Regions from separate parts of the Homo sapiens genome. Here region 1 is linked to region 2. The links are chromatin contacts, found by Hi-C or POLR2A ChIA-PET in ENCODE. All regions are on one chromosome and are shown on one strand. The core of a region is the stretch at or near the end of the contact, and the rest is flanking DNA. Distances in the headings are between cores, read along the strand shown. Region 1 has its middle 44 kb from the start of BHLHE40-AS1. Region 2 holds the start of ARL8B (ARF like GTPase 8B).

Evidence for each region. A loop is a pair of places that touch in the nucleus more often than their neighbours do. ChIA-PET counts read pairs that join two places held with the same protein, here RNA polymerase II (POLR2A). Pooled maps may share reads with other maps.
Region 1: a map of mammary epithelial cell shows a loop between it and region 2 (12-fold over the local background). The contact joins the enhancer-like site here to the promoter of ARL8B in region 2. A Hi-C loop is called at or near these places in 5 of 168 maps with a recorded cell type or tissue (B cell, CD14-positive monocyte, PC-9 and 2 more), 1 of 37 single-sample maps with no recorded cell type and 16 of 50 pooled maps. POLR2A ChIA-PET finds 5 or more read pairs at or near these places in 6 of 52 experiments (A549, HEK293, MCF 10A and 3 more).

What each region holds. Positions count from the first base shown.
Region 1 is chr3:5,021,084-5,026,162 of GRCh38, reverse strand. No RefSeq gene overlaps it. Among named protein-coding and RNA genes, the nearest start is that of BHLHE40-AS1, 44 kb to the right of the region's middle. RefSeq lists enhancers at 2,427-2,796, 2,244-3,443 and a cis regulatory region at 4,136-4,334. Within about 2 kb of position 2,767, at least 18 of the 41 ENCODE cell types and tissues checked have a DNase peak (open chromatin) inside an H3K27ac peak, as active enhancers do; they include PC-9, endothelial cell of umbilical vein and mammary epithelial cell, where a contact is called at or near this core.
Region 2 is chr3:5,120,962-5,125,923 of GRCh38, reverse strand. ARL8B (ARF like GTPase 8B) reads right to left here and starts at 3,632. Exons shown (of 7, transcript NM_018184.3): 1 at 3,336-3,632. The coding sequence starts at 3,458. It overlaps LOC124906212 (a long non-coding RNA gene), which reads right to left and starts at 2,865. Exons shown (of 2, transcript XR_007095800.1): 1 at 2,208-2,865. RefSeq lists silencers at 1-180, 3,567-3,826.

The DNA.
Region 1 (5,079 bases), core at 1,518-4,017, 99 kb after region 2:
GAGCCCTAGGATAGCCTGTCACTGGGAGAGCTGACTTTTCAAGCCTCTGTGATTTGGTTTGGTTTGGGTTGGGTTGGGTTGCGTTTTTTCTTACCTTTCTTGCCATAGATCAGGGTCTCACGAACCTCTTAAGAGTCAATGGCCCGTCCACTATCAGTGAAGCAATATATATATTTTTTTATTTTGTTTATTTGTTGTTGTTTGAGACAGAGTCTTGATTTGTCACTCAGGCTGCAGTGCCGTGTCTCGATCTTGGCTCACTGCAACCTCCGCCTCCCTGGTTCAATCCATTCTCTTGTCCCAGCCTCTCCAGTAGCTGGTATTACAGGTGCATACCACCACGCTCAGCTAATTTTTTTTTTTTTTTTGTATTTTTAATAGAGACAATGTTTCACCATGTTGGCCAGGCTGGTCTCGAACTCCTGACCTCAAGTGACCCGCCCGCCTTGTCCTCGAATAGTGCTGGGATTACAGGTGCGACCCACCACACCCGGCTGCAATGTTTGTTTTAATTACTTTTGGCAAGTATTTCCTGAGTACCCCGAGCGTGCCAGGTGAAGAGAGACGGATAATAACAGCGCTAGCCAGCACGTATTAAGCCTTGCAAAGCTGCACGGGCATGAACTTGTGGCTTCAACACAACCTTATGAGGTAGGTGTTATCCCCATTTTACAGAGTAGAATACCCAGTTAATGTGAGACCAGCTGGGAAGTAAAATCAAATCTGAGTCCTAAACTAGAAGTCTGTACCATTACCAGGCAGCCTTGCAAAACATCAATTAACATGACAGACATGGCCCTTTTTCTTTGGAATTGATGCTTTTTTAGTGCATTTTTAAGACCATGCATTTAATCTTGAATTATGTGTTAAAAATGTGAGATGAGGATAAAAGTAATTCCAAATAAGAAACACATAATAACAGCAATGCAACTAGCATTGAGGCCTACTGTATGCCAAACGCTGTGCCAAAGCCACTACCATTATTACCTCATTTGATACAACAACCCTATGAGGTCAGTTCTATCACTTTGGTCCCTACATTGCAGATGAAGAGACCGAGGCACAGAGGCGAAGTAACTTGTCCATGTCCCAGAGCTGTAAATTAATGCTCAGTAATGAGCAGAATAGCGTCCTGGTCCATGTAAGCACTTAATGCACTTGTACTCGGCTTTGGAAAGAATGGAGAGACTGCAGTGTATACAAACATCCCAGGAAAACCTCATTCATTTGGACCATTTCCGTCTAGATTTTATTATAATTTGAAAGGAGCCTAGGGTCGTGTTCTCTCTTTTTTTTTTTTTTTTTTTCTGCTTGCGGGGAAAAGCTAAGCAAATAGTACAAACAAAGTAAAAATATTTTTGTGGGGCGTTTTAGAATTTAGACGAGATAGGGTGCATTCAGGATAGTATGACCGTAGACACATTTTAGTATTTATAAAGCATTTTCCTACCCAGGAGTTAACTTTATCTTCACAATACCCCTGAGAAGTAGTTAGAACTGGTCATCTTAGTCCCAGTCTACAGGTGAACTCTGAGAATCTTTCTAAAGAAGAATTTCTAACTAGTAAAGAGAACAAATGATCTTTAGGGACTCGAAAGTAAACTACCCACAATAGCTGAGATGTGAAAACAATAAATGAATGGATAAACTAAATCTAGTATGTACATACAATGAAATATTATTCAGCCTTAAAAAGGAATGAAATTCTGGTAAGTGCTACAATATGATGAATGTTGAAGACATGATGCCAAGTAAAATAAGTCAGACACAAAAGGACGGTATTGTATGATTCCACTTATATGGAACACCTAGACTAGACAAATTTATACATACAGAAGTAGAGTAGAGGTACCGGGGGCTGGAGGGAGAGAGGAGTGGGGAGTTCTCGTTTGATTAGAATTCAATGAACAATTTAATTGGTGATGAATTGAAGGGATGCTGAACAAGCTCTAGGAATGGGTAGTGATGGTTGCACAACGTTGTGAATGTACTTAATGCCTCTGAATTGTGCACTTAAAAATGGTTAAAAGGTGGCTCACGCCTGTAGTCCCAGGATTTTGGGAGGCTGACATGGGTGGATCGCTTGAGCCCAGGAGTTTGAGACCAGCCTGAGCAGCATAGTGAAACCCCATCTCTCCAAAAAATAAAAAAAATTAGCTGGGTGTCGGGGCACATGCCTGTAGTCCCAGCTTCGTGGGAGGCTGAGGTGGGAGGATTGATTGAGCCCTAGAGGGTGAGGCTGCGATGAACGGTGATCACACCACTGCACTCTAGCTTCAGTAACAGAGGAAATTCTGTCTCCAAAAAAAAAAAAGTTAAAATGGTAAATTATGTGTTATGCATATTTTACTACAATGAAAAATTTTAAGAAAAAAAAGGTAACCCACATAGCAATCCCCATGCTTATCCAAGTCTTTCTTTAAAAGCAGACTCCTGGGTACTTATTAAAGCAGAAGCAGTCTTAACCCAGGCCTGCACTTGAAAGCAAGAAAACATCATGCCTTTAAAAAATAGCTCACGAGCGTGTGTTTTCACTAAACACAGGAGGCTGGTATTCCCCTCAGGTATTCCAAGTGAGCAAGATATGGCTGGTAGAGGGGAGAATTGGGAGGTGAGTCACCGGTTTGGCAGGTGACGTCACCATGAGGTGACCGTCTGCGTGGTGTGCCTTCCAACTCCCACGTCTCCCATTTTCTCCACTCAGGGGCGGCCAGGTCACCAGCTGGCTCAGCTGGAAGTCTATCTGTTCTGGTGTGATGTTTAGTGAGAAACATTCCTCTTTATGACTCAGTGACTCAATATCCCAACAGATGGGTTCAGGAAGGCTCCAGCAGCTAAAGCCAACTCCGAGGTCGAAACCTGGATAGCCAAGGAGGAGATGAAAGACATAAACCCTTGGGAAGGGAGAGGAGAGAGCTCGTTTTCTGTTTGTTGGAATGCTAAATATCTAAGAAGTAATGGGATGATTTAGGATAATAATTATTATCCTAAGACAACTTAGGAGACTGGCACACGGAAGAGGATAGTAAATATTTATTGAATGAAATATTCATTGATTATTATTTCAGAGGTATTCAGCTGCAAGAACAATCCCAAACTATGAGTGAAAAACACAGATTCTCGGGCGGGCACAGTGCCTCACGCCTGTAATCCCAGCACTTTGGGAGGCCAAAGTGGGTGGGTCACTTGAGGTCAAGAGTTCGAGACCAGCCTGGCCAACATGGTGAAACCCTGTCTCTGCTAAAAATACAAAATTAGCCAGGTGTGGTGGCACAGGCCTGTAATCCCAGATACTCAGGAGGCTGAAGCAGGAGAATCGCTTGAACCCAGGAGGCAGAGGTTGCAGTGAGCCGAGATTGTGCCACTATACTCCAGCGTGGGTGACAAAAGGGAAACTCCATCTCAAAAAAAAAAAAAAGAAAAAGAAAAATGTATATTCTTACTTATGTCTCACCAACTCTAGTTTTCTCAAAGGGGCACCAGAAATGGAGCTTGATATATTTTCATGGAATTGACACAGGTTTGATACGGACAACTATGATACTGACACAAAGAATCATGATGTTTATGCAGGTAATGAGATCATTAACAAGTAGTAATGTGAAGGGATTGTCTTGGACATGTTTGTACACTCATCCAGCAATTGTTAGCAGAGGTACCATATCTATATAAGATGAAAGGAAATGAGAAAGAGAAAGTATTTGCTTTATTTGTTTTTCCTTTTTTCTCTTTAGGCTCTATACTGTTGAGTCAATCTGGGATGGTTTAAGGTACATGAGCCTCGGTATCAGGCAAGCCTCAAATTAGTCAGTGAGGACTCTTAGTTGCAAGACAGAAACTGGATTCAAATTAGCTACAGGGGGAAAAAAAAGATCCAGCTGATGGCTTCAGGCATAGCTGTTTCCAGGTGCCCAAATGCTAGTGTTAGAGATTTGTTGTTTTTTTAATCTTTCAGCTCTGCCTGCCTATAAGATGACAAGGAATTGTCCCAGTAGCTCTAGTCTTACCTTTTGTGAGCTTAACAACCTCATTAGAAAGAGATCTTTCTTCTCAACAAAAATATCAGGATTAACCCTGGCCAGCCTGGCTTGAGTCACATATTCCTCCCTAGACCTGGAGATGGTGTTAAAGCCATAAGATGATGTTTCCAGAATAAAAAGGAATGGTTGCTGGGCAGGCAAAAACAATGGGTGTCACTCCCTCTGTGCAAATGTATGCCTGTGGGAGAGAGGGTTTATAGTTTATGTGGCACTTTCCTGATTTGTCACTACCTAGTGAGTCAGTCTGATGTGGTGGAATACGAGCGCTCTGGACTCAACAGGCCTGAGTCAAAATGTCGGCTCTTCATTAGCTGTGTGGCCTTGGGCAACTTACTTAAAAGTAACCGTGCGGGTAACTAGCATGTTTTGAGCGCTCGGCATGTGCTAGGTGTTACATATATTAATCTCGTTACTCCACAGCTCTGCAAAAGAGTTATTTTCTCCTTCTTATAGATGAGGAAGCTGAAGATCAGACAGATTAAGTGACCTCCTCAAGGTCACTAAGCTAGCTAGGGACACTCCAACCCAGGGTGCTCTGACTCAAGGCAGCCTCTCTGACCTTCCCTCTCCATGCCTGAAAAATGGACATGACATGGAGAAGAAGAAAGTGGCAGAAGAGGAGGAAAAGGAAAAATACTGAAACAGTGAAACGCCCACAACATATTAGCTATGCAATCAATCTAGTTCCCTTCATCCGTTCTTCCACTCACTTCTTTTCTTACTTTCCTCCATCTTTTTCTTTCTTTGGGCACTTCAAAAGGTCCTAGCTTTCTCCTTCCTTCCTTCCCTTCCTTCCTTCTTTCTTTCCTTCCTTCCTTTTTTTCCTTCTCTTTCTTCCCCCCACCTGCCCTTTTTTTTTGGACAGGGACTCACTCCGTCATCCAGGCTGTAGTGCAGTGGCGCGATCTCAGCTCACTGCAACCTCCACTTCCCATGTTCAAGCGATTCTCCTGCCTCAGCCTCCCGAACAGCTGGGATTACAGGCGCCCTCCACCGTGACTGGCTAATTTTTGTATTTTTAGTAGAGACAGGGTTTCAC
Region 2 (4,962 bases), core at 2,383-4,882:
TCCATCACCTTATCTTTGTGACTTTTTTTTTCTTAACTGAAGCTACCCACACCATTACAATTTTAAAAAGAATAGTCTAATGATAACAGTGGGCTGGGCACAGTGGCTCACGCCTGTAATCCCAGCATTTTGGGAGACCAAGGCAGGCATATTACTTGAGACCAGGAGTTCGAGAACAGCCTGCCCAACATGGTGAAACCCCGTCTCTACTAAAAATACAAAAATTAGCTGGGCATGGTGGCAGTCGCCTGTAGTCCCAGCTACTCGGGAGGCTGAGGCACGAGAATAGCTTGAACCCAGGAGGCAGAGGTTGCAGTGAGCCAAGATCATGCCACTGCACTCCAGCCTGGGCAACACAGCGGGACTCCGTCTCAAAAAAAAAAAAAAGATAATGGTGGAGCCACTGGTTCACTTTGACTTCAACAGCTTTGCAGAAGTTTTGTTGTTGTTAAATATAATAATCTAATGGTGGGGGCGGGGCAGGGGGGAACACATGATGCGATTACTTTCCCCAATCCATAAATCCACTACTGCAGCCCACATCTGGATAGATACAGTGATTCAAAGTAGAAAATGATACCAGTTGAGTCCCTTCTCAGTATTTTTCAAGCCATCGTTCCTGCATTAAACAGGTACGCCCAATTACAAATAACAACAGTTACCATCTACCTATCCCCTTCTGTGGGCCAGTATGAGTGCTAGCCACTTAACATCTTTCATGTCATTTAATCCCTAGAGCAACTCTGTAAGAAACATATCATTACCTCCATTTAATAGATGGGAAAGTAAGGACTCAAAGAGGATGTAAGGCTGCTAAGCGGCAGAGCCAGATTTCAAATCCAGGGCTGTCTGACTTCAAAGGTCATGCTCATTAAGCTACACTGTCTACTGAAAACAGAAGCATAAAAATCACCAAGAAGTTTCTCAAAGATTTGCTCAACTTTTTAGAGTTCCCAAGCATAACAACTCAACTGCAACAAATACAACTGGCTGTATTAATACACCTATCCACATGAAACATTAATTCCATGTTGTCAAAGAGCAAGTTTTACAAGATGACTCCAATTCTCATCTCAAGGGGATATGAGAAAATTTACAGTTAACTGAGCTCAACTTCACTCAAGCTTATGCCTCATCTTTTCCATATTATATAAAAGCTCTAGCAGGCTTATAATCCCAGTATGCTGGGAGGCCAAGGCAGGAAGACTGCTTGAGGCCAGGAGCTCAAGACCAGCCCTGGCAACATAGCAAGAGCCCGTCTTTATAAAAAATAAAAATTAAAAATAAATAGCGAGCCATGGTGGTAGCACATGCCTGTAGTCCCAGCTACTTGGGAGGCTGAGACAGGGAAGATCACATAAGCCCAGGAGTTGGAGGCTGCAGTGAGCTACGACTGCACCACTGCACTCCAGTCTGGGTGAAAGCTCAAGACCCTGTCTCCAAAAAAGAAAAGAAAAAAATTCTAATATAAATATGTAACCCGAAGTTCATGTTTCCTCATTAATTTTAGTGGTATTAGGCCAGGAACGGTGGCTCATGCCTGTAATGCCAGCACTTTGGGAGGCCGAGGCAGGAGGCTCGCTTGAGCCCAGGAGTTCAAGGCTGGCCTGGCAACATAGGAAGATCTTGTCTCTACCAGAAAAAAAAAAAAAAAAAAAAAAAAAAAATTAGTGGTATTAGATACACATTCCACTCTTCTATTCCTGCGGAAAGATAGTCATTCCAAGCGCAAAAAATCATAATATTACAATAGGAGGCCAGGCGCGGTGGCTCACACCTGCAATCCCAGCATTTTAAGAGGCCGAGTCGGGCGGATCACATGAGGTCAGGAGTTTTGAGACTAGCCTGAGCAACAAAGCAAAACCCATCTCTACTAAAAGTAATTAGCCGGGCGTGGTGGAGGACGTCTGTAATCCCAGCTACGCAGGAGGTGGAGGCAGGAAAATCGCTTGAACCTGGGAGGTGGAGGTTGCAGTGAGCTGAGATCTCGCCACTGCACTCCAGCCTGGGGGACAAAGCGAGACTCCGTCTCAAGAAAAAAAATTAATAATAATACTACTAGAAAAGGAGCCGAACAACAAGCAGGTAAATCTTCCTTATATACATCATTCTTCAAAGGACTTTGGGGTTTCTGCTAATCTCTTTTTCTCCAAGACTTACTCATTCCTGTTGCTTTATTAGTGCAAGGACTAAGAATCACAAGTTACCTATTTTCTCAAACATGAAAGCTGTGTTTGAATCATCTTGTGTAACCTAACCAGTCGGACAGCTAATCTTCAGGATTTCAACAGTCATCGAAAAGGTGGAAGAACTGCTGCCATCTCTCTTCAGAACAGTTCTAAAACTCCCCTGGCGTGTACAAGCCACTACCAGCTAAAACTGAGTCACAACAACTCTTGGGCTCTAAATAAAGATCGAGGCGAAATCTTTCACTCCTATTTATTTCCCAACCAACCAAACAAGCAAAACGAAACAATCACCTTTCTACTCAATCATTGCTGAACAAACACCACATTCTATGTAAGTCCTCAGTGCAATTTTCCTTCCACCCATTCCCTAGGCCTGCTAAGCTATGTTCCTGCCCAGTACCTTCTTTTCTCTTCAAGTGAAAAACACCATTTAAAGACCAACTCCTCTTTCGCAGGGTAGTTAACTTTATGCTAACTGCAGATCCATCTTATCTAGTCGCTTAAGACAATTAACTCTTAGCTTAATAAATACTATGTATTGTGGGCTAGCTGGAGCTCAGCAATGAGCTTGGTCTCCGCGCCTGGGGGACGGGTGAAAACAAGTAACTGAATTAGATGGGACCAGCGGCCCACAGAATTCAGGAAGGCGCTCACACTGGTCTCCCGCTTTCACAATGGGTCTATTGGTCCAAAGTGGCAACTTAAGAGAGGCTCTTAATGCTTACGCTTTCTCGTACGGCTGACGGATTTGCCAAATCCCACCCTTTGGGAAAGTGACAGACTGGACTTAACTCTTTGGCTGCCCCTACTGGGCAAACCCAAGGGAAACCCCAATCCCCAAGCGCTTTAAAAATGTGACGAGTTCAATTTAACTCTTTCCGAGCCCCCGCGGCGTTGAGGACACAGCCCTTGGAAAATGTCTACACTGACTTAACCCTTCCGCTGCCGATCTCAGTGCTACTCCCCGCGCCGCCAACACGCGGGAAATTCCAAATGCTGGCCCTCGGGAGATGACAGGCCCAGCTTCGCACGCCCCCCGCCATCAGTCCCATCGCGCCGAGGGGGGCCCCAACTCAGGCCTTGGAGAAGCGCCGGGCCGGACTCCTGGCTGCGGAGCCCCGGGCGAGTGAGTGGGCGGGCGCTCACCGCGATGACATTGACGAAGGTGGTCTTGCCCGAGTACTGCAGCCCCACGAGCGTCAGCTCCATCTCTTCCTTCCAGAAGAGCGAACGGAACCAGTCCAGCAGGCGGGAGATGAGCGCCAGCATGATGGCGGCCGGGAGCGAGAACGGACGGGAGGACGGACGAGCGGCGGCGTCGACGACTTCCACACGAGCGGGCCTCCGCCCGGACCCTCCAACGGCTCCTTGGTGCCCCGGCGCGACACGGGCGGACACCGGCGGGCGGCAGCAGCCAGACCCAGGAAGCCGAGCGGATCATATGACTCGCCCTACCCCCCACGCCCGTCCCGGCGCCGCCGTCGGCACCCACGGCAAGAGCGGCGCGGCCAATCCGGCCAGGCCCGCCCGCCGCTGGCATCGCCACCTGGTGGGCATGCTCCGCAGCACAGCGTACCCTCGGGCCCCCTTGAGGCTTTCTCTACATTCATTCATTGTTGGTTCATTCGTCATTCATCCACTTATACATTCGTTAATTCATTCATTCATTTTTTGCTATAATTGTTCATTAACAATCTGCAGGAAGACTTCAAGACTCTGGAAGAGTTGGCGTGGAATAAAAATTCCTGTCCTACATTTTTGGTAGTAGCAAAAGATAGTGTTAACTTAAAAATGACACCGTTTATAAATTTAGAAAGGAGAGCATTATTTCTTAAGAAGGGGATTATAAGCTGTAGGCAGGACGTGCAGCCTCGGGCCAAAAAAAACAAAAGTAAGCACTTTGAGAGAGGGAAGGGTGCAACAAGAATTTATATTGAGGAGTTGGCCAAGTAAACATATTTAACTTATGGAAGGAGCTATTAATATGTATGAAGGTGGTCTTACACACATAGTGAACAAATCTGTATGTTGCATATGACCTATGTTCATTTGGGGTGGCGACTTAACATTTAAATGTATTATAATCAGGCAGGGCGCGGTGGCTCATGCCTGTAATCCCAGCACTTTGGGAGGCAAAGGTGGGCAGATCACCTGAGGTCAGGAGTTTGAGACCAGCCTGACCAACATGGTGAAGCCCCATCTCTACTAAAAATACAAAATTAGCCGAACGTGGTGGCATGCACCTGTAGCCTCAGCTGCTTGGGAAGCCGAGGTGGGAGAATTGTGTGAACCCAGGAGGCGAAGGTTGCAGTGAGCTGAGATCATGCCACTGCACTTCAGCCTGGGTGATAGAGTGAGACCCTCGTCTCAAAAAACAACAATTAAAAAATAAATAAAGTAAAAGTATTATAATCAGGCCCTCCACATCAGAAAGTGAATCAGGGACGGGAAAGGTATTGAAGTGCTTGGCCTCTGTAAAACCAGCCAGAACTGGGCTGGGCGCGGTGGCTCACAGCCTGTAATCCAAACACTTTGAGAGGCTGAGGCAGGTGGATCAGGAGGTCAGGAGTTTGAGACCAGCCTGGCCAACAAGGTGAAACCCCGTCTCTACTAAAGATACAAAAAATTAGCCCAGGCCGGGTGCAGTGGCTCATGCCTGTAATCCCAGCACTTTGGGAGGTCAAGGCGGGCAGATCACCTCAGGTTGGGAGTTCAAGACCAGCCCGACCAACATGGTGAAACCCCGTCTCTACTAAAAATACAAAAATTAGCG